Linked DNA regions of Homo sapiens: regions 2, 3, 4, 5 and 6 are each linked to region 1. Evidence: chromatin contacts called from ENCODE Hi-C or POLR2A ChIA-PET data. All regions are on one chromosome and are shown on one strand. The core of a region is the stretch at or near the end of the contact, and the rest is flanking DNA. Distances in the headings are between cores, read along the strand shown.

What was found. A loop is a pair of places that touch in the nucleus more often than their neighbours do. ChIA-PET counts read pairs that join two places held with the same protein, here RNA polymerase II (POLR2A). Pooled maps may share reads with other maps.
Region 2: a loop to region 1 is called in a pooled map, with 33 times the contacts of the local background. The contact joins the promoter of EIF1B-AS1 here to the promoter of MLH1 in region 1. A Hi-C loop is called at or near these places in 11 of 50 pooled maps.
Region 3: a loop to region 1 is called in a map of gastrocnemius medialis, with 7 times the contacts of the local background. The contact joins the promoter of ZNF621 here to the promoter of MLH1 in region 1. A Hi-C loop is called at or near these places in 1 of 168 maps with a recorded cell type or tissue (gastrocnemius medialis) and 5 of 50 pooled maps. POLR2A ChIA-PET finds 5 or more read pairs at or near these places in 1 of 52 experiments (GM10248).
Region 4: a loop to region 1 is called in a map of naive thymus-derived CD4-positive, alpha-beta T cell, with 22 times the contacts of the local background. The contact joins the promoter of CNOT10 here to the promoter of MLH1 in region 1. A Hi-C loop is called at or near these places in 2 of 168 maps with a recorded cell type or tissue (both naive thymus-derived CD4-positive, alpha-beta T cell), 1 of 37 single-sample maps with no recorded cell type and 8 of 50 pooled maps.
Region 5: a loop to region 1 is called in a map of CD8-positive, alpha-beta T cell, with 15 times the contacts of the local background. The contact joins the promoter of ULK4 here to the promoter of MLH1 in region 1. A Hi-C loop is called at or near these places in 2 of 168 maps with a recorded cell type or tissue (CD8-positive, alpha-beta T cell and naive thymus-derived CD4-positive, alpha-beta T cell) and 5 of 50 pooled maps.
Region 6: a map of naive thymus-derived CD4-positive, alpha-beta T cell shows a loop between it and region 1 (9-fold over the local background). The contact joins the promoter of CTNNB1 here to the promoter of MLH1 in region 1. A Hi-C loop is called at or near these places in 1 of 168 maps with a recorded cell type or tissue (naive thymus-derived CD4-positive, alpha-beta T cell) and 8 of 50 pooled maps. POLR2A ChIA-PET finds 5 or more read pairs at or near these places in 1 of 52 experiments (activated CD4-positive, alpha-beta T cell).

The regions. Positions count from the first base shown.
Region 1 is chr3:36,992,004-36,995,384 of GRCh38, reverse strand. It overlaps MLH1 (mutL homolog 1), which reads right to left and starts at 1,867. Exons shown (of 19, transcript NM_000249.4): 1 at 1,722-1,867. The coding sequence starts at 1,837. It overlaps EPM2AIP1 (EPM2A interacting protein 1), which reads left to right and starts at 2,254. Exons shown (of 1, transcript NM_014805.4): 1 at 2,254-3,381. The coding sequence starts at 2,308. RefSeq lists enhancers at 1,166-1,677, 1,594-1,813, 2,184-2,533, 2,654-2,973, 3,004-3,083.
Region 2 is chr3:40,307,771-40,311,342 of GRCh38, reverse strand. It overlaps EIF1B-AS1 (EIF1B antisense RNA 1), which reads left to right and starts at 1,645. Exons shown (of 3, transcript NR_033965.1): 1 at 1,645-2,020. EIF1B (eukaryotic translation initiation factor 1B) reads right to left here and starts at 1,636. Exons shown (of 4, transcript NM_005875.3): 1 at 1,371-1,636; 2 at 287-450. The coding sequence starts at 1,401. LOC124906228 (a long non-coding RNA gene) reads left to right here and starts at 2,532. Exons shown (of 2, transcript XR_007095876.1): 1 at 2,532-3,572. RefSeq lists a silencer at 1,226-1,275 and an enhancer at 1,546-1,905.
Region 3 is chr3:40,523,476-40,527,068 of GRCh38, reverse strand. It overlaps ZNF621 (zinc finger protein 621), which reads right to left and starts at 2,109. Exons shown (of 5, transcript NM_198484.5): 1 at 1,795-2,109; 2 at 1,205-1,290. The coding sequence starts at 1,228. RefSeq lists enhancers at 1,628-1,767, 1,327-2,139, 2,418-2,507 and a silencer at 2,068-2,227.
Region 4 is chr3:32,683,372-32,686,792 of GRCh38, reverse strand. It overlaps CNOT10 (CCR4-NOT transcription complex subunit 10), which reads right to left and starts at 1,605. Exons shown (of 19, transcript NM_015442.3): 1 at 1,311-1,605. The coding sequence starts at 1,332. RefSeq lists a silencer at 1,495-1,804.
Region 5 is chr3:41,960,113-41,963,439 of GRCh38, reverse strand. ULK4 (unc-51 like kinase 4) reads left to right here and starts at 1,337. Exons shown (of 37, transcript NM_017886.4): 1 at 1,337-1,424. RefSeq lists enhancers at 1,008-1,057, 1,208-1,367.
Region 6 is chr3:41,197,383-41,201,033 of GRCh38, reverse strand. CTNNB1 (catenin beta 1) reads right to left here and starts at 1,529. Exons shown (of 15, transcript NM_001904.4): 1 at 1,364-1,529. RefSeq lists enhancers at 659-768, 1,479-1,538, 880-1,826 and silencers at 1,119-1,238, 1,669-2,128.

The DNA of each region.
Region 1 (3,381 bases), core at 618-3,117:
AAAAAAAAAGAAAGAAGACAATAAGTTACTTAAATATTACAGACATTTCTCATGAGCCCCTGTATTGAAGTTGTATTAGTCATCTCAACTTATATATTAAAAAGAGTATAACTGGACTCCATATAAAAATCTCCACTTGAGCCGGGCGCGGTGGCTCATGCTTGTAATCCCAGCACTTTGGGAGGCCAAAGCGGGCAGATCACCTGAGGTCAGGAAATCGAGACCATCCTGGCTAACATGGTGAAACCCTGTCTCTATTAAAAATACAAAAAACTGCAGGGCGCGGTGGCTCACGCCTGTAATCCCAGCACTTTGGAAGGCTGAGGCAGGCGGTTCACCTGAGATCGAGAGTTTTGACACCAGCCTGACCAACATGGAGAAATCCCATCTCTACTAAAAATACAAAATTAGCCAGGTGTGGTGGCACATGCCTATAGTCCTAGCTACTCGGGAGGCTGAGGCAGGAGAATCTCCCTTGAACCTGTGAGGAGGAGGTTGCAGTCAGCTGAGATCGCGCCACTGCACTCCAGCCTGGGTGACAAAGTGAGACTCCGTCTAAAAAAAAAATAAAAAAAAAATAAAAATCTCCACTTAAGTAATTAATTACAAGCCACCAAGCTAGTATGTTTAGTTTTGTTTTACAGTATTCTGGCACAGTACAATAATAGGCCCAGTTGTCCTGTCAATTCATTCTAACACAGTAGAAACAAAAGCCAGTCTGCCATTGCTTCTGTTACTACTATTACAAGTGAAAAGGAAAAAACATCCCCAGGTTCTTGCTCCTTCTTTCATCTACCTTCCAATTCTCTTCCTTTCCTTCAGTGGTCCTTTCTACCCACTGTTCTCTCAGTCCCATTGCCCTGAATAGTTTATACTTTCACAATAAATCCCTCTAGAAACCTACCACTCCAAACTGAAGCATTCTTTTTTCTATTAACGTACGGACGTCACTAACAACTGATTTTAACAAAATAATCTGACATAACGTTTAGGTGTATTTTGGGCTTGTCTTTTTGGAAGTTTATAGTCTGCACTCACTTTTCCTTCCACATGTTTCAAATCTCTTCCCTTCACATTTTTTGTCACAGTTATAAGCTTCAAAATCCAAGGATGACCCATAAAATCTGGTATCTTCGAAGTGCGTCCTCCGAAATAAAGGACAGGAAAACACTAAGAGGGGTCACTAATTTAACAATAGGGTAATCAGAAGTCAAGCCCAAAGTGCATCAGCCTGTCCTAAAACTACAAACGATTTGTTTTGAAAGAAACTCAAAATGAATTGTGCCTTTGGATGTGAACAGATGATTTCTGGAATGAATGAAAAGCAAGAAAACAGTAACACAGTACCCTCTGAAAAAAGGTTTTTCTCCCCATCTTAAGCTTTTATACATCTTTTAACTTCGCATGTTCTGCATACATAATTTTAAATTAAGTGGCTTCCTTACTTAGTTAACGGTACCATTAAGACAACACTACGTATATTCCTCCACTTACACTCCAAACAACCCTTAAAAGGTCTCGGGGGAGAGCGGTAAAGAAACACACGGTCTGCGGAAAAGGAGAAGGCCTGACTGGCACGTCAGGGAACCCGGCGGCCTCCGCCGTTGTGGGCATGCGCTGTACATGCCTCTGCCCGGGCAAAGAGGCGTGTCCGCGCCATTGAGTGACGCGGCCCGTTAAGTCGTAGCCCTTAAGTGAGCCCGGCTCGACTCCCTCCGTACCAGTTCTCAATCATCTCTTTGATAGCATTAGCTGGCCGCTGGATAACTTCCCCCGCCGCGATGCGGTTCACCACTGTCTCGTCCAGCCGCCGAATAACCCCTGCCACGAACGACATTTTGGCGCCAGAAGAGCCAAGGAAACGTCTAGATGCTCAACGGAAGTGCCTTCAGCCAATCACCTCAGTGCCTCGTGCTCACGTTCTTCCTTCAGCTGTAGCTTACGCCATCCAGCCCCACCCTTCAGCGGCAGCTATTGATTGGACAGCTTGAATGCCAGTCAAATTTCTCAACTCTGTGGGTTGCTGGGTCTCTTCGTCCCTCCCTGAAGCGGCTACTGCCCGCTACCTAGAAGGATATGCGCTTGCGCGTTAGAGATCGCTGTCCGCTCTTCCTATTGGTTCGTTTTTAGGAGCTCGGGGAATACGAAATATCCAGCCAATAGGAGCAGAGATGCCGGAACCGGGCTTGTGTGCCTCTGCTGAGGTGATCTGGCGCAGAGCGGAGGAGGTGCTTGGCGCTTCTCAGGCTCCTCCTCTCCCCTTGCGGCCTTTCTAACGTTGGCCCTGCTCTTGTGGCCTCCCGCAGAATGTGGATGACGCCCAAAAGAAGCAAGATGGAAGTCGACGAGGCTCTAGTTTTCCGGCCCGAGTGGACCCAGCGTTATTTGGTGGTGGAGCCTCCGGAGGGCGATGGGGCCCTGTGCCTGGTCTGTCGCCGCCTCATCGTAGCTACCCGCGAACGCGACGTCAGGCGCCACTACGAGGCTGAGCACGAATACTACGAGCGGTATGTGGCGGACGGCGAGCGCGCGGCCCTGGTGGAGCGTCTGCGTCAGGGCGACTTGCCCGTGGCCTCCTTCACTCCTGAAGAGAGAGCTGCTCGTGCAGGCCTCGGGCTCTGCCGCCTCTTGGCCTTGAAGGGTCGCGGCTGGGGTGAGGGGGACTTTGTATACCAGTGCATGGAGGTGTTGCTGAGAGAGGTACTGCCCGAGCATGTAAGCGTCCTGCAAGGCGTTGACTTATCTCCAGATATCACAAGGCAGAGGATCCTGAGCATTGACAGGAATCTACGCAACCAGCTTTTTAACCGAGCCAGGGACTTTAAAGCCTATTCTCTTGCCTTGGACGACCAGGCTTTTGTGGCCTATGAGAACTACCTCCTGGTCTTTATCCGCGGTGTAGGCCCTGAGTTGGAGGTGCAAGAAGATCTTCTGACCATAATCAACCTGACTCATCATTTCAGTGTTGGTGCGCTCATGTCGGCAATCCTAGAGTCCCTGCAGACAGCAGGGCTTAGCTTGCAGAGAATGGTTGGACTGACCACGACCCATACTTTGAGGATGATTGGTGAGAACTCAGGACTCGTCTCATACATGAGAGAAAAGGCCGTAAGCCCCAACTGTTGGAATGTCATTCATTATTCAGGATTTCTTCACTTGGAACTGTTGAGCTCCTATGATGTAGATGTTAATCAGATCATAAATACCATATCCGAATGGATAGTTTTGATTAAGACCAGAGGCGTTAGGCGACCTGAATTTCAGACTTTACTAACGGAATCTGAATCAGAGCATGGTGAAAGGGTTAATGGACGATGTCTGAACAATTGGCTTAGGAGAGGGAAAACTTTAAAACTAATATTCTCTCTAAGAAAAGAAATG
Region 2 (3,572 bases), core at 396-2,895, 3.3 Mb before region 1:
AATCCACAATCCTTCCAAATTAATTTGTAAACCAGGAAATGATTTTATGTGTAACATCAAGAACTAAATATTTCACATTTAAATTTATTTAAAAGCAACGCGAATCTTCTTTTAAAATGAGAGACCACACTGGGAGAATAACTAAATATTTACATGTTAATTACAAAAATGAGAACAACTTTCTTGGTCTAGTTATTTTCATCCACGCCGATATAAAGGTGTGAATCATAATCCAGTTCAGAGGTGTGCATCAGTAACTCTAATCCTTTCTTCCTAATCCCTTTACCTTTTTGAAAGCTTTCACAAGTTTCTTTTTGTCATAATCATCTGCAATGCCCTGAACAGTAGTCAGTGTCTTTCTGCCGTTCCGTTGCTGGATTCTTATATGAATGTAATCCTCAGTCCCTGCCGGGAGTAAGTCGTCACCCTTAGTTGCATCAGCAAAGGGGTCTGCGAATGGATAAAAAAAAAAAAAAAATCCAAAGTAGAAAAATATTTTTTAAGAAGTACTTTCCAGAAATACATTATACTACCAATCCAGACAGTCATCAATGAAGGTTCTAGTGCCTTTGCTGTTTTTGCCGGTAGGAATGGAGATGGGGGTGGAGTATTAATAAAACCCCCAAGATACTCTCACAAAAAGAGAAACATTTGAACAGCTATGTCCATTGTAGAAAAACGCTGTTATAGATAAATAATGTTATCGTTCAATATGGTCCTCTAATGAGAAAAAGATTTAGAAAACCTTAATATTGTAGCCGCTATAAAAATGTGCGTCATCTCGATTACATTCTGATGAAAACATAAACATTCGAATACGCCCACCTTAATCATTTAACCGTAACTGTGCCTTGCCAAAAAAAAAGTAGATTACATATATATCAAGAGGCGTAATTTAACAAATTGCTACGCAAGCAGAGAAGACTGAACCACTGGCCAGTGACAGATCAGAGGCTTGCATCCGCATCTTTCCCTAAGTGCCCCCAGGAGCTGCCAGAGAACGGGCGCCGATCCCTGGTTTCCCTGGCCCGGCATACCCTTTGCAAGTAGCAGGGCCGATCTAGGAGTCCACGAAATAGGATCGCCAAGGTTTCAAGGGGCAGAAGCGGAGGCGAGAGCCGGGTCAAGGACGGGGCAGGGGGTGGCGCAGGGCCCGCGGCCGGGGCTCCGAGAGGAGGGCTCGGAGTCCGGCGCTGTCCTCGGGGAAGGGGTCGCCAGGGGCCCCGTCGCCATTTTCTGGGCGCCGAGACAAAGCCCCACTAGGGGTGCGGGAAGGGCAGAAAGGGGGCCCCTAGGGGCGGTGGCCAGGCGGGCAAAAGGCCGAGATGCGCGCCGGGCAAGGGAGGGAGGCGGCGGCGACGGGATCTTACCGAAAGATTGGAGGTTCTGGATAGTGGACATGCGATACTAGTGTGAGGCCGGTGAGGGGATAAAATTCCTGCGGGGCCCGCCCGGATCACCTTGTCAGGAGGCTGTAGTGGCGAGAAAACGGAAATAAATAAGAAAACGCTTCGCCCTGGGGTTGGGATTAGGCTGGAGTGGCGGCGGCGGAAGCCGGGAGGAGGCAGGAAGAGGCGAAGGAGGAGGCGGAGGAAGAGGCGAGGGCGCGAGAGAAGAGGCGGCGCTGCGGCTTCTCGCACAAAATGGCCGATGGAGACTATTTAGCCGCGCCCGCGGCCCCTCCCACGTGACCGTCCCGCGCCGAGCATCCTGGGACTTGTAGTTTTCTGGAGGCAGCAGAGCCCGGAAAGCCTGAGGCCGGGGGCGGCCGAGACCGCAATTCCCGTCACGGAGTGCGTCCTCTAGCGCGGGGCGGAAGACCCGCGAAGTGTTCAAGCGGCCGCAGAGCGGCCCAGAGTTCGCAGGTCTGGGGCTCTCTTCCCAGAGAGCTCGTAGGGGAGGACAGTCAAGGGACTCAAGCGTCTCTCTTGACTCCCCTTCTCTCGCTGTGCAGTGGCGGCGCCGAGGGGTCGACGCTCAGGGCTAATCTCTATGAGTCACCCTCGAGGCCCCGGGTAATGTAAGTAAAATCGGGGTGCAGGAACAAAACAAGTCCCCTTGCTCCGGCTTTCAACTCATTGGCCCCCGCTCAGCAACTACCTGCATTGAAATTCCAACCCCAGTTGCAGGAGCGGTGTTAGTCTCAACCAATACTGGAGATGGGAGCCTCTCTTTCCAGGATTGGACGGACCTCCGATTCCCTAGCACGGTGGATCTCAGACTAAAGCGTGTGTCTCTGGAGGGCTTGAGAAAACACTGATAGACCCCAGAGTTTCTGTTTCAGGAAGTCTAGGGTGTGACCTGAAAATCTGCAATTCTCATAAGCTCCTTGGTGATGCTGATCCTGCCTGCTGGTCTGGGATCAGGCTTGAGAATCACTGCCCAGCTTAATCCTGGGCCTGGCATCGAGTGGGGGCCAGGTGTGTATGAACAGAAGATACCAGAAAATCAGCTTGTCAGCTCATTTTGTGTGCCTCAGAAGGCCCAACAGAGAATTCAGGAAAGATGCCAGGTATAAGCTGAAGGTGAGCTCAGCAAATAGGTTAATTGATGGAGTCATGTACCAGACCGTAATATCTTCCTATCAGGTCACGCACAGAAAAATAAACCCGAGACTTTGGGAATTGGCTCACTCAGGCAGGTGTGTTCAATTGTCAAACTTGGTTGGCTTTCTGGAAGCAAAGAGATAGACTAAAATTTAGGGATTCTTAACTTTTTTGTGTGTGCCATGGCAATCCTGTGAAGCTGCTGAATCCCTTCTCAGAATAATGAGAAGTTAAGTTTTAAGTTCACAAAGTACATAGGATTACAAAGGAAACCAATTATATTGAAATTTAAAAAATACATTAATAACGTGTATTTCTTTATTAATACACTAATAAGATCTAGCAAGATTAGGTCTAATACTATAATTTCAAAAAGCTGATAAATGTAAGAGATATTTTGTGATGTCCGTAACATCAGAAATTTAATATGAAAGTATGTGTAACTTCTGTTGGTGCGAAGTGACAGGTCCTTCTATCACTATGATGTTGCCTTTATTCATAATGGAAAGAAATGGTAAATTTTGCTTAGAGGTTAATGAAAATGCAGATATAATCTTTCCCCATCCAATTTTAGGGATCTCCACCCCTGCAGTTTTATCCATGAGCCAAGGATCTGCAGACCGCAGGTTAAGAATACCTGGATTTGACAATCTTTTGTAATTAACAATGATGATAAGTGCCATTTATTTAGTACTTACTGTTTGCCTGTTACAAAGCTTATATATAACATTATTAATCTTCATAGCTATTTTATAAGGTAAGCATTACTCTATGCACCAGGTGTGGAAATGAAGGCTTTTGTAGGTTAATGCCTGAAAAAAAAATCAAATTCTTAACTCTCAGAAATCTAACCACATTTGTGGTCTTCCAGCTCTGGTTCAAATGGAAAACACTCTTCGTATCCCAAATTGAGGTGTAAAGTTTAGAGCTGGCTCCAAAACAAGGAGCATCAAAATATCTAAATAAGTGTGCTTTAAAGTAATTTTATTAGTTCAATTTTGTGCCCTATGTTAATACTCTAACACT
Region 3 (3,593 bases), core at 860-3,359, 3.5 Mb before region 1:
TCTAGCCTGGGTGTTGCAGTGAGACTCCATCTCAAAAAAACAAACAAACAAACAAAAAACAGGTGCATGCCTGTAATCCCAGCTACTTGGGAGGCTAAGGCAGGAGAATTGCCTGAACCTGGGAGGTGGAGGTTGCGGTGAGCCGAGATAGCGCCATTGCACTCAAGCCTGGACAACAAAGGCGAAACTCCGTCTCAAAAACAAAAAAAATAAAAGGACAACACTTAATATCTTCTTAATTGACCAACACCTTTCTACCATCAATTTGCCACTAAGGGCTAGGAAAATCTTTTTAATATGTAAATCCAACCATGTCATCCCCCTGCTTAAAATTCTTCAGTGCCTTCCCAATGAACCAGTACAGAAACCACTGTCCTCACCATGACCTATAATACAGGTATCTATTTCTTCCATCTCATATTGAACCACTTTCTCTGACCCCTTCCAGTTTCTAGAGTACATCCAGCTTTCTCTGCAACTTCAGAGTCCTTGCATCTAGCATTTAGAAAATGTATATTAAAGCAACAATACTAGTCTCTCTGGGATACATACAATACAATTTGTGGGCAATCTCTCCAATAAAGAATTTCTGATTTCAAGCTAGTGCGGTGGCTCATGCCTATAATCCCAGCACTTTGGGAAGCCGAAGCGGGTGGATCACCTGAGCTCAGGAGTTCAAGACCAGCCTGGCCAACGTGGTGTAAACCCCGTCTCTACTAAAAATACAAAAATTAGCCACACGTGGCGGCGCACATCTGTAATCCCAGCTACTTAGGAGGCTGAGGTATGGGAATCACTTGAACCCAGGAGGCAGAGGCTGCAGTGAGCCGATATCATAGTGCCACTACACTCCAGCTTGGGCGACAGAGTGAGACTCCGTCTCACAAAAAATGAGTCTGATTTCAGTAGGTGACTTTCATTTCTAGAACACGATCTGGATTTCCACATTCAGAAAGAATTTCTTGGTATAGGTCCCCTTTCTTCCATTTAAATCTATACATCCAAACTCATCACTCTCTATACACAAAACTTTCATTTCCCCAGCACATATTTACATCTGCCATAGCCCTGGAGATAGATACAAAGGGGAAAACACAGCTTGGCCAAGTTAGGCCTTCCTCATCCTTTCCTGATTATCTGATAGCTAATGTGAGTAAAAAAACATAAACAAACAAACAAAAAAACTGAAAGAAGCTCAGCTCACCTGAGGCCAAGTTGTTTGGAGCATGGCGGATGTCCCCTGGCTTCATGCACTGTCTTCTGGGTTTGGACAAGCAAGATCCTCAAGAGCTAAGAGAAAAAGAGCCATGAGTGCTAAGGACCCTGTCGTCCACCACCTACAGCAACCTATGGCCCTCCCAGTTTCCACATTTCCAGCACTGGATGCACGGAGATTCTACTAGGACTCCCTCTAATTGTTCTCACGCTGATAGCCCCAAACTTCTTATGAATTGTTCTGCCTAGTCTTCAGGACAATCTTCCACCTGCCTGCTCAGTCCGAAGAGCTTTTTTTGAGCCCATTCGTACGGGTAAACTGAGGGACCCAAGAGCCCTGTCCCTATTGTGTTGGGTCTCTACAAACGTAAAGAGTCTTTACAGAATGCTTACAGGGACGATGACGTGGACCCAAAAGAAAGAACCTCAGGAGAAGAGGGACTGGGGTGGCTGAATGCGGATTAAGGGTAAAATACTCAGCGTCCCAGTGGGTGATGCTGACCGGAGACCCCACCCAACCGTGATCTTAACACTCCACCCAAGAAAACAGGCAACCCCAAACATCAGAAACGTCAGTACCGGGAGCCAGAGGCTGTCAGGGCAAGTTCTTTAGGGCAGAAAAGAGGATCAGGCCTCGGTGGCAAAGGGCTGGACACGGGCTCTAGAAGCCCGAGCAGCCACCTTGACGGCTTCGGCGAGGCCCAGATGCCCACGGTCCGGGTGAAGGAGGGGCGGGCCGCCATTGGGACCAAGTTCAGGGGTAGTGGGGGCTGACGAGCCGCCAGGGGCAGCGAGGAAGCCGGCACCGGGCGGACCTGGCACGTAGAACTCGCTGAAACCCACGCTCTGCAGAACGCCGAGGAGCTGGTCACTAACTAAAGGCCGAGCCGGAAGGGCGAGTGCACGCCCAGGGTCCCTCTAGGCCCCCGGAGGCCGCCATCTCGGTCGCCCCGTGGCCAGACCCGCCCCGCCTTTCATGGCTGGCCCCGCCCTGCGGAAGAGGCGAGGTTGCGGCGACCGGCTGGGCTGAGAGGCCGGCGGCGGGCGTGGAACTGTGGCGCTCTAAGCCCGGCTTTCTCCGGCAGCCGTCGGCATCGCCTCTGGCTGGAGTGTCACGGACTGATACAGCCTGGCTCTACCGAGACCTCGCCCTCTAGGCACAAGTGGGCCCCCAGTTCACGGGCTGCGCCTCAGCTGTTGGCCGCCTTGGCCCCGTGGCTCACCTGAAGCCTGGGCCGTGCAGGTGAGGGGAGAATGGCGCCTGCTTTGTCATCTCTAAGAGGCCCAAGCCCAGGATCTTGCTTGGGTCCTCAGCTGGGCAGTCCTCAGGGAAACCATGGTTTCCACTCGCCGTTTTAGCCCTCTCCCTTCCAAGGACCTAGATGTGCGTAGAACCTTTTAGGACAGATTCATTTAACAACCAAAACACCCGTGGCTACATACAGTTGCTAGGCATCCTGTATACACAGGACATGTCCTATATTAAATGATCTTGTCCTGTGTTGACTTTGGGAGGACACCCTAAATGTCTTATATTTAGCTTTTTCCAATAAATTACAAAAACTCGTAGTTACAGCTATTTTTCTGCTCAGTAACTGGCACTTAAATAAAATGTTAACACCAGCTGAAATATATATATCTCATACTTCCATAAATAATGATCTGGACAGACCTTTATGGTCTGTTCTGTTAGTTGGACTGCAGGAAGAAAAAACAGTGAAGAGGGGAGGCTGCTAATTAAAAGAACTTACTTTTCATATTCAGGAAAGGAAAAGACTGTTTTTTGACCAAAGTCCCAAGTCACTAACAAGTACTTGCCATTAATTTACATAATTTTAGATCAGTACACGTACTCTGAAAATCAACCAGTACACAACAGCCTCACTCCAAGCTTCTGAACATGAGCCAGTCAGTGATAAACACTTCCCGAAGCCAGCCAGTGGCAGCTCTACCCAGCTCATTGGCAAGTACCTCACTACTGTGCCCTTCCTTCTGGACAGGAGCCTTTCTCCAGTATCAAAGTGGTTGCTAAGATGGACAGACTTTGTTTTTTTTTTTTTTGCTTGTTTTTTGTTTGTTTGTTTTTTTGAGACGGAGTCTCGCTCTGTCGCCCAGGCTGGAGTGCAATGGCGCAATCTCGGCTCACTGCAAGCTCTGCCTTCTGGGTTCACGCCATTCTCCTTCCTCAGCCTCCCGAGTAGCTGGGACTACAGGCACCCCGCCACCACGCCCAGCTAATTTTTTGTATTTTTAGTAGAGACGGGTTTTCACCGTGTTAGCCAGGATGGTGTCGATCTCCTGACCTTGTGATCCGTGCACCTCGGCCTCCCAAAGTGCTGGGGATTACAGGCGTGAGCCACCGCGCCCGGCCCAGACTT
Region 4 (3,421 bases), core at 356-2,855, 4.3 Mb after region 1:
AGCGCAATGGTATGAGCAAGTAGGAATGGTAAATGTGGGGAACACAGACACTATTCTAAAATAAGGAGGAAGATGTTGGTCCCCTGGTCCAGCCTTGGACAGGCCATGCCGTTTTCCTGTCTAATAGTCTCTCCCTCATCCACCTTTCCTCATTTCTTATGGCTCATTCCCTCACTTCTTACATATCTCTGCTCAAATATCATCTCACCAGAGGCCTTCCCTGAACAACCTATCCAAAATTTCACAGCACATTCCTTATACCCTCTCAAGGCCTTTGTTCTGTTGTTTTTCTTCTTAGATTATTGAAGAGATCCTCTAATGATTTTTATTCCTCTGTACCTAAAATAGAATTGGCTTAATTTCCAAGTGAAGTTCATTTGTCAGTTATTGTGACCAGAACCTACTAAAATCCACAGCACACTGAGTTTTTCTTTAATTTTAAATTAAATTCACTGTAAAAATTTTAAGTTCCATCACTTTTAAATCCTGTCACTTAAGTTCTTTCCAATAAAACCTGGATGCCACAAAGAATATGAATTTCTTGCGGGAAACATTCCGGACAAGGTCAGGAAATAATTTTATATTCCTTAATGTGGAAGATTCTAGGAATGGGAGCAATAATCCATAAAGAAAACCATTGAGATTAAGTAATTTCGAGGAACTAGAGCAATTAAGTACCAAATGCAAGATTTTAGGAGCACAGACTGTAGAGAGACAATAGGATTTTATGCCTTTTTAAATAAGTGGTTTACTTTGAGAGGCCAAGGCGGAAGGATCGCTTGGGCCCAGAAGTTCGAGATCAGCCTGGGCACCATAGCGAGACCCCCGCCCGTCTCTATCAAGAAAAAAAAAAGTGGTTTTTACAAAGTTAATTTCACAGGAGTCAATGACCAGAGGAAGCCACATGTGGTCAAAACAGCCCAGGTGAATCCCAGCCTCAGCCACGCGATATTATAGGCAGATGTGTGCTCCAGGGTGACTTTCTCTTGTCTGCTTTTCCCACGAAGAAGCGGAAAATTCTGCGAAGCGGCAAAATACATTTAAGCTTTTTGGGCCGGAGTTATTCTGAAGAGCAGGGCAAAGGCGGCCAGTGGCGACTTCAAATACTGCACTTGAGTAAAACAACTATTGGACCCGGGGCCCGAAGACTCATGTTAGCGACAGCCGAGACAGAGGATGGGGTAAAGAAATGCACGCCCAAATTCAAGTCGCCCTGGAGTCCCCACCCCGGGCCCCGCCGCCTCCGAGTTCAGGGTCCGCCCGGCCCCGCACGTCCCGCCGTCTCGTCGCTCGGGACATTGGCGCCCTACCTGCAGGCTTGTCTGCAGCCATCTTCCCGCTTCGACTCGGGTTCTTCCCTGCAGGTGGCGTGGCCCTGACTCCCGCCGCCGGGCTGGCCGCTGTCCTGGACCTCCGAGGACAACTCTGTGCCTACCCCGGCTCCGGGCCCCCAGGTTCCGGCTAGAGGAGTGGGCAGACGGCGGGCTGAGGAAGTGACGAGAGCTAGTTCCCGTCGTCTAGCAACAGCAACAGCTTCCCCACCAAGGGACCGCCACAGCCTCCCGCCATACACAGCTTCCGCCTCACGGCGTCCCGGTACCCACTACTTCCGGGGGCGGCAGCCTGCCGCGCCTGGAGCGCCGGCGTGGGAACTGCTACTGGCCCCGCCCCACGCCGACGTCCCCTCCGCGCCCCGCCTCCGGCCGGACGTACTCTGGCTGGAACCTCTGGATGTTCACAGGGCTGACGCGGTGGGACGTACGCGCGTCTGTCCTTTGCTTACTCTAATTAAAACACCGAGGTGTCAGAGCTTTTGTCCCTCAATGTTACATAATATTACAATAACCACATCTGACATTTATGTGCTAAGCACTGAGCCCTGCACTTGGTCTGTACTATCTCATTGATTTCTTGCAACCCCATGAGAGAGGCGCTGTTGAGGATTCCCGTTTAAAAAGAAACGCCTTTTATTTTAGAATAGTTGTAGTTGTGCAGAAAAGTTGCAAAGATGACACCTAGAGTTCCTGTCTCCTCACCTAGTTTCTCCTATTGTGAACATCTTAATTATTTTACTATGTTACGTTGATCACATCTAAGAAACCAGTTTGATTGGCGCACTATTACTCACTAAACTACACATTTTATTCACATTTACCAGCTTTCTTTCAATGTCCTTTTTTTGTTGTTGTTCCAGGATCCTGTCCAGGACACCATATTGCATTTATTCATTATGTCGTCTTAGGCTATTTTTGGCTGTGGCAGTTTCTCAGATTCTTCTTGTTTTTGATGACCTTGACAGTTTTGAAGAGTTACTCCTCAGATATTTGGTGGAATGTGCCTCAATTTGGGTTTGGCCAATATTTTTCTCATGGTTAGACTGGGGTTTTGGGTGTTTAGGAGGAAGACCACAAGGTGACTGGCTGTTCTCATCACATAGAATCAAGGGTACATGCTGTCAAAATGACATCACTGATCATGTTAACCTTGATTACCTCTCTAAGGTAGTGCTTGCCAGTTTTCTCTACTGTGCAATTACTCCTCCTACCCTTCCACACTACTTTGGAACCAAGTCAATAAATGCAACCCACACTCAAGGTGGGAAGGCGGGGTATTTAAGCTCTACCTCCTGCAGTGGGGAGTATGTACATAAATTATCTTCCCCAAGGGAAGTTTGCCTCTTCTCCCTCACTTAGCTATTTATATCAGTATGGACTCATGGATGTTTATCTTATAATGGTTACATTCCAATACTACATTATTTTGTTGCTAAAATTGTCCCAGCTTTGTTAATTGGGAGATTTTTCAGGTTTGTACCTGTTTTTTTCTTTTTTTTTAACTTTTGTTTTAAACTTTCTTTTAAAAAAGTATTTGTTTTTGGCCGGGCGTGGTGGCTCACACCTGCAATCCCAGCACTTTGGGAGGCCAAGGCAAGTGGATCACTTGAGGTCAGGAGTTTGTGACCAGCCTGGCCAACATGGTGAAACCCCGTCTCTACTAAAAATACAAAAATTAGCTGGGCGTGGTGGTGTGCACCTGTAATCCCAGCTACTTGGGAGGCTCAGGCAGGAGAATCCCTTGAATCCGGGAGGCGGAGATTGCAGTGAGCCAAGATTGCCCCACTGCACTCCAGCCTGGGCAACAGAGTGAGACTCTGTCTCAAAAAAAAAAAAAAGTATTTGTTTTTTCTTAAACTTTTTAATTCAGGCTAACATACACAAAGAAAAGTGCATGAATCATAAGTACAGTGTATTGACTTTTCATCAACTCAACACATACATATAACTAGCACCCAGAGAAAGGGCAGAGCTTTACCCATATCTGGGAGTTCCCCTCATGCCTCTTCCCATCTCTCCACAAAGATAATCATTATGCTGACATTTAACACTATGGATTAGCTTCACCTGCTTTTAAACTTAATGTA
Region 5 (3,327 bases), core at 88-2,587, 5.0 Mb before region 1:
AGGCGGGTGGATCACCTGAGGTCAGGAGTTCAAGATGAGCTTGGCCAACACAGTGAAACCCTGTCTCTACTAAAAATACAAAAATTAGCTGGTGTGGTGGCACACGCCTGTAATCCCAGCTACTTGGGAGGCTGAGGCAGGAGAATCACTTGAACCCAGGAGGTGGAGGTTGCAGTGAGCCGAGATTGCGCCACTGCCCTCTAGTCTGTGTGATGCAGCGAGACTGTCTCAAAAAAAATATATATATATATACGTATATGAGTATATATGTATACATAAGAGTATATGTGTGTGTGTGTTTGTCTATGTGTGTGTATATATATATCAGGATAAAATACTTCAATGTCTTTTGGGGCCTGCTGCCATGTTGGTATCTTATTGCTGCAAAAAAGTCTGTTTTGTCAGTCTTAAGGTCTCTGTTTAATGTTAACGCTGGTCAGCTGTGCCTGTATTCCAACGGGAGGAGGGTATAATGAGGCCTGTCCCACCCCATCTTCCCATCATTGCCTGAGCTAGTTCTTCAGGTTAACTTTGGCGTGCCTTTGGCCCAGAGGAGGGATCCACTCAGTTGGTAGGGGGGCTTGGAACTTTTATTTTTAGTTTACACAATCAACTTGAGATCAGAGTGTCTCATCTGTTTCCTCCATCTCCAAAAAGGAAGGTAATTCACAGCCTTCTCTTTTCTAAATGGTGAGGACCCCGGGGCCCCTGCTTCTGAGGCGTTGGTTATCCAGACTATGCCACCATGTCTACCTGAGCTCCCAGAAGAAGCCAGAAAGAAAAGAATGGAAGGAAACAGAAGGACAGTGGGAACGGGAAGAGAAGAAATGACGAGGTCTCAGTTCTCCACACTCTAGCCTCAGCACCCACTTAAGATTGAAGAGTAGTCCCTCACGGGCTCCCACTTCGGACTCTGGCCAATAGGAACTGAGACTCTTAACCAATCAGCGCTTTGCGTTTTTCCAGCGTTCTGCGTGCTGCCATGGAGATGGAATGAGCAAATCCAAACATAGAGGGATGGTGGGCCGACCACTATGACTGTTACTCCAGCACTTCCCGCCCCAGTCTCTGGCCTGTGGGCTCGTCCAAAGGCAGGGCGTGATGCCCTTTGGGTGGAGGGAGGGGCCCTCGTGGTCTCTCACTTCCGGGCCCCAGCCAACAGGAACGGAAACTGCACAGCCAGTCGGCTTCCTGAGCTTCTTCCGGCGTTCTGTGTGCTGCCGTGGAAACCGTATGGACGAATCCAAACCTGGAGGGGCGTCGCCTCCGTAAGGCTGGTCGGCTTCTTCCGCGCGTTCCGCTTTGCTTCACTGCTTTCTCCCCCATTCTTGGGCCTGTGGACCTGTCCTGAGGCAGAGGCCGAGATGCGCGCAACCGCGGGAGCAGCCAAGTGGACTGGACTCTTTTCTTGACTTAGCTACCAGGTGCGTGGCAGTGGCGGTTTTAGTAGCTACGAGTCTGAGTTCGTGTCTGCCTAAGCGGTCGCGGAAGAGCGCGCAGGCCTGCCGGGGCGGGTGGGTGGTGGCGCCTGGCCGCCCTCTCTCCTTCTGCCAGTGGACCCCGTACCCCCTGCGCTCCCCTGCTTTGCGCTCGTGTTAAAAAAGCCGCCCGTTTTTATCCGGGCGTTAGTTAAGGGCACACGGGACGCCTCTTCTAGGACCTGGGTGCAGCGGGGAGAGAGAGTGCTTGTGTGTTTCGGCTTGGGAGATGTGCTTTATGGACGCCATCTCTTAACTTCCCAGAGCGGACCGCGTCTTCACCGCCCTGCAGCGCTTCCTAGGCTCCCAGCCGGTCTCGCGGACTGATGCCTACGGACGTAGCGAGGCCGCGAAAGCCGCCGATTCGCCCGCCGCGAGTTGCCTGGGGAGCGGGGGGGGGGGGGGGGGGGGTGAGTGACTACGTAGCGCCCCTGAGTCTGTGATAATTGAGTCTGTGAAGTGCGGCGAGGAGGAGCACCTATGGAGTGCTTAGTGTGGCGCGCGCCATCGGTTACATCTCGGGGTTGATTTGGCTGGCATTTCGCAGACTTGAGCGCATCCCAGTCACCCCAGGGCGTGTAGTAACACAGAAGGCCAGGCCCTACCGCCGTAGTGTATGATTCCGTAAATTTGGGGCAGGGCCGATAACTTTTTCTTTTGTATTAAGTCCCAGGTGATGCTCATGCTTCTGGTGCGGGAGTCATGATTGTGCTGAAAGTGGGCACCTGTGCGCTCTTATCACCTGTTCGCTCTCAGCGTTCCTTGAATGTAGGACCTGCCCCCGACTCTTAAATGCCTCATTTGCACCTGTATGTGATTTGCTCTGCCTTCTGGCTTCTTAGATGCTTCTTAGGTGAACTTGTGAATTAAGAGAGACTTCCTTAGGAGCACTATAGGTTAAGAGACTAAACTGTGGTTTCTGGGAAAGCACACTCGAGTGAGAAAACCATGAAGAAACCTAAGGAAGTGATGACTACGAAAGTCAGGGGGTGGTTAACTTTTGGGGATCAGGAGGGGTGGTGATTGAGACAGGCTCACAGAGGGGCTGCTTGTGTGGCTGGCAAAGTCCTATTTCCTGACTTTGGGTGGTGATTAGAAGGGTGTCCCTCTTTAGTAATTCATTAAACTATGTATTCTGTGGAGTTTTCTGTACTTGTGTTTTATTTTATAATTAAGAGGTTACAGCTTTAAAAATGAATATTAGGAAGTCTGTAATGGGGAACGTGTTTGGACTGAGTCAAAGAATCTTAAAGTCATGGAATTTCAACTATTAATAAGTTATTGAAAGATAACTTAGTGCCAGGCGCGGTGGCTCACACCTGTAATCCTAGCACTTTGGAAGGCCGAGGCAGGCGGATCACTTGAGGCCAGGAGTTCTAGACCAGCCTGGGCAACATAGTGAAACTCCATATCTACCAAAAACACAAAAAATTAACTGGGTGTGGTGGTGTGCCAGAGGCTGAGGTGGCTACTCTGGAGGCTGAGGCACGAGAATCGTTTGAACCCTGGAGGTGGAGGTTGCAGTGAGCCTAGATCTTGCCCCTGCACACCAGCCTGGGCCACTGAGTGAGACCCTGTCCAAAAAAAAAAAAGAAAATCATTTGATCCAATTCTTATTTTACTCTAAGGAAACAGCCTTAGAGAGGAGAAATGCTTGAAAGTAACAAACCACCCTATCTAAGCAGATTTATAACTAATGTGTTTTGTTAATTTCAGACTGAAATTGTCCACATGTGACTTGATGGTCAGATGTGACTAAAGATTAAGGAAATGAATTTGGCCTAAATCAAATTCAAAATTTCAAGATGGGCTGGATGGTGGCTTGCACCTGTAATTCCAGAATTTTGGG
Region 6 (3,651 bases), core at 280-2,779, 4.2 Mb before region 1:
TCTCTTCAAGTTGATGTCTAGCCTAAGCCACCATTATTCATGATACAAAGCTCTCATTTCACTAAAACCACTCCTCGATTTCCTTTTGCCGACCTCTGCATACCAGCAGCCTAGTCTTTCTTCATTCACCACTCACAAACTCGAGGGGTGGGGGGAAGACCACAGATGTCTGGAAGATACAAAGTAGGAGACAACGCTCCCTCCAAAAGGGAAGAGAACGAAGGCAACAACTACATACACCCAACTGCCAAAGCTTTCAAGCTTGGCAGATTCAGAAGCAGGCTATAGGAACTTAACTTCGAAAAGTCTCGGTTCAAAGTCCTCTCTCCAGACAAAACACTGAAAGAAGTTGCAATGCTTGAATTCCATTTGGCCAGCTTTGGAGCGAAGGAAAAATTCACTCCGCTGAAAAGAAAACGTGCTCTATAATTCAATTTTAGCTGCCATCAAACTATTTGAATAAATTTAAATTATTTCTACGAACAAAATTCTCGAAGCGGTCTGAGTCAGAGGCTGAATCCTGCAGTTCACTTGGTAAGAAACAGTAAGCCATCACCTTCGCCTTCCTCCACCCCCTTATTTCACCAGGGTCTCATACCCACTACCATAAATCCATAAGACTCCCAGTACATTATCCACTGCTTTCACTCACCTGCATAGTACGCTAAAATACAGGTGCAAGACATGGATTTTTTATGTGCTCACCCTACTGACGCATCGCACCCGCTGCACTTAGAGTTTAGTTGCTCTAAGGTTTAAAGTTGCTTCGATTCAAACTCACATAGCCAGGGCATTAAAAAAAATAATAACACTTCTATTCTTAAGAATGAAAGAGGAAATCTTAAGAGAAAGTCCACTGGTCCGATCCCCAGGACTGATGGGACTTAGGGTGGCGTCTCTGCCTCAGCGCCCGAACCCCAACTCGCCGCAAGAGCTGAGAAGGCGGAGCCCCCCGTCCCCACCCCGCCCCCCACCCAGGGCCCGGCGCATCCCGAGGCACCGGGTCCCTCCCCCAAACTCGGCCAAGGCCAGAGCCCCGGACGGAAACCACAGACCCCCACCCCCACCCCCACCCCGCCTGCCATCCGGGCTCCTGTACGCGCCCCCGCGGCGCCCCCTCCCCGCAAGCGATGCCCCCAGGGCCCCAGAGAGGCAGCGCGACCGGAACCCGGGCCCGGCCGCCGCCCTCCGCGCCCCGGGCGCGGCCCACCCTCACCGTCCCCCACCTGAGCTCCCCGCTCCCAACCCCAGGCCTCCCGGCTGCGCCCAGCCCGCCGCCCGGACCGCGCGCCTGCTACGAAGTTTGGCTCCGAGAGGAAGCGGGAGCAGCCCCGGAAGGATAAGGAAAGGAGCGCCCAAGCACCTCAGGGGAACAGGCTCCTCCCGCCGCGGGAGTCCGACCGTCCTCGACCTGCGGTGGCGGCTCGGCGGGGACTGAAGCTGCTCCTCAGACCTTCCTCCGTCTCCGCCTCCCCTCGCTCTCCGCTCCCGGGGCCGGGCCAACGCTGCTGCCACAGACCGAGAGGCTTAAAATGGCGCCGCACAAGGAGCTCTTATAAGTCGCGCAGAAGCCGCTGTATCCTGCCGCCACCGGCGCAGCGCGGAGCGTTCCGCCGCGCGAGGACAAGGGGCGGGGCGCGAGGGGGCGGTGGAAAGTAGTCCCCGCGCCGCCCAGCAGTCTGCTGCCGTCTGAGCGCCCCGGGCCGGGGTGGGGTGCCTGGGCACCCCACGGACGCTCCCCGGGGTGACGGCTGGCGGCTGCCCGCTGCGCGGCCTGAGGGCAGCCCGTGAGGGCGCTGTGGTCTGCATCGGGGAGGCCGGGCCCCCGCGGCCTGGGTTGGGGAAGGTGGCCCTGGTATCCTCCCCTGTCCCAAGCCCGACGCCCCCGCCCCGCGCGTTTCCCGAACCGGGAGAGCAGCTGCAGGACTCGGCGCGCCTTTCCCGCGGCCTGCGGAAGGTGGCATCTCGGCCCCGGCCTTCGAGTACCGCTCGGGGCGGCCGGGACAGGTCCTGGGAGGGCGGAAGTTCGGGGCCAGGGCGGCGGCAGGGGCTCGGGTTCAGCGCCCGCCCGTCTTGGGGCGCTCCTGGCCCCGCAGCTGCCCCGTCGCTGGTCTGCGGGTTCCCGGCCGGGCGCGGGTTAGGGGGCCTCGCCGACCTTGTGGTCTGTGCCGCACACTCCCTGCTGGACCTGGGTCGCAGCCCAGTCTCACAGCACCCCCAAAGCCCCCCACTGTCCGGATGGTGGATCCCACCTCTCAGCAGGCTGTTCAGCTTGAATTTCGACCTGAATCACCGGGCCGAGCCGCCTTCTGTCCCCACTCACGAAGGCTGTGAACTCTCCGTAGAACGGGCGCCAAGCCCGCAATTCAACAAGTCCTTAGGAGTACCTACTGTGAACAAATAACTAATGGAAATGGATTAGCTCCAGAGCGCTGTCAATTAGGTTAATTCTTATAGATTCCATTTTTATCTGGTTCCACTTGTCACTAGGTATCAATAGATTTATTTGTGGGGATTTTTCTTTGGAGAAGAAGATTTTTACGGTATTACTTATTTGTGAAATCCAAGTATGTTTATAGAGAAAGCTATCGATTAAGCAGCCTCCAATTTTTTAACTAATTTTCTATTTAAAAACGTTTGTAATTCATTTCAATAGACTGAAAAATGTTTCCCATTCTAATGCAGCAAAATTGACGTTTGTCGAAGCTGCAACAAGTATGATCGATTCAGTTTCTCTAGGCTATTGTTTGTGCTTATTTTTCCTCCAAAACATTGGAGAGAGTACAAAAAGCAGCAGTGAAAGTTACCTCTGTGCTTTTATCCCAGGACTACAATTAATACAAGCAAACAATAGGTCTTAACACATAGATGCAGGCGGAAAACCCACTTATTCATTCACTCATGGAGGTAGGATATGTAGTTTAAGGCACAGCTCATGTTTCAGGGCCAGCGTATTCTTTAAATAACTTTTATTTTTGTCTTAAAGATATTTTACTATATAAGTGGTAATGCCAACTGCCGTCTGTCACCATAGCACATGTGGGCCACTGCAGTGGAAAAAGTCTACACACTAAGATGATGTTCAGTGAGATCCATTGTCTAGAAAGACCTTCTCATTTGTATCTTTCCTACTAATTCTGTAGAATCTAAGTGTAGCTATTGGTTGTGGTCACAATTCAAAAAGATTGAACCGAAAAAGGTATTTCATCAAAACCGTGTTTCTAATATAAACTCAAAAGTATAAATGGCGTTTTCAGGTACTGATTCCTAATTTTAATTGTCATTTGCAGAATTAAGGAATATGCAATTGATTAAAGTCATACATTGAAAATCAGACGACAGATTAACCACTTTTACAGGGCTTTTTTTAAAAAAACATGTTTGCTTTTTCTATGTGCAGGTTTTTTGTTTTTGAATAAGGCACTCTTGAAATTGGTTAAGAAATATCTGCACCATTAGAAGATCTAAAGGATAAAAACGTTTCTATATTTGTATTTCTCTGTTCCATTACCAAAATAATGGAATCATTTTTCTATAATTTAAATACTTTAAATTTAGAATTATGATTTTTAATCCCTACTGACACCGTAAACAAATACATTTTATTAAAGAAAATGTAAAATTTGCAACAATGCAGCATGCTGTTTTTCC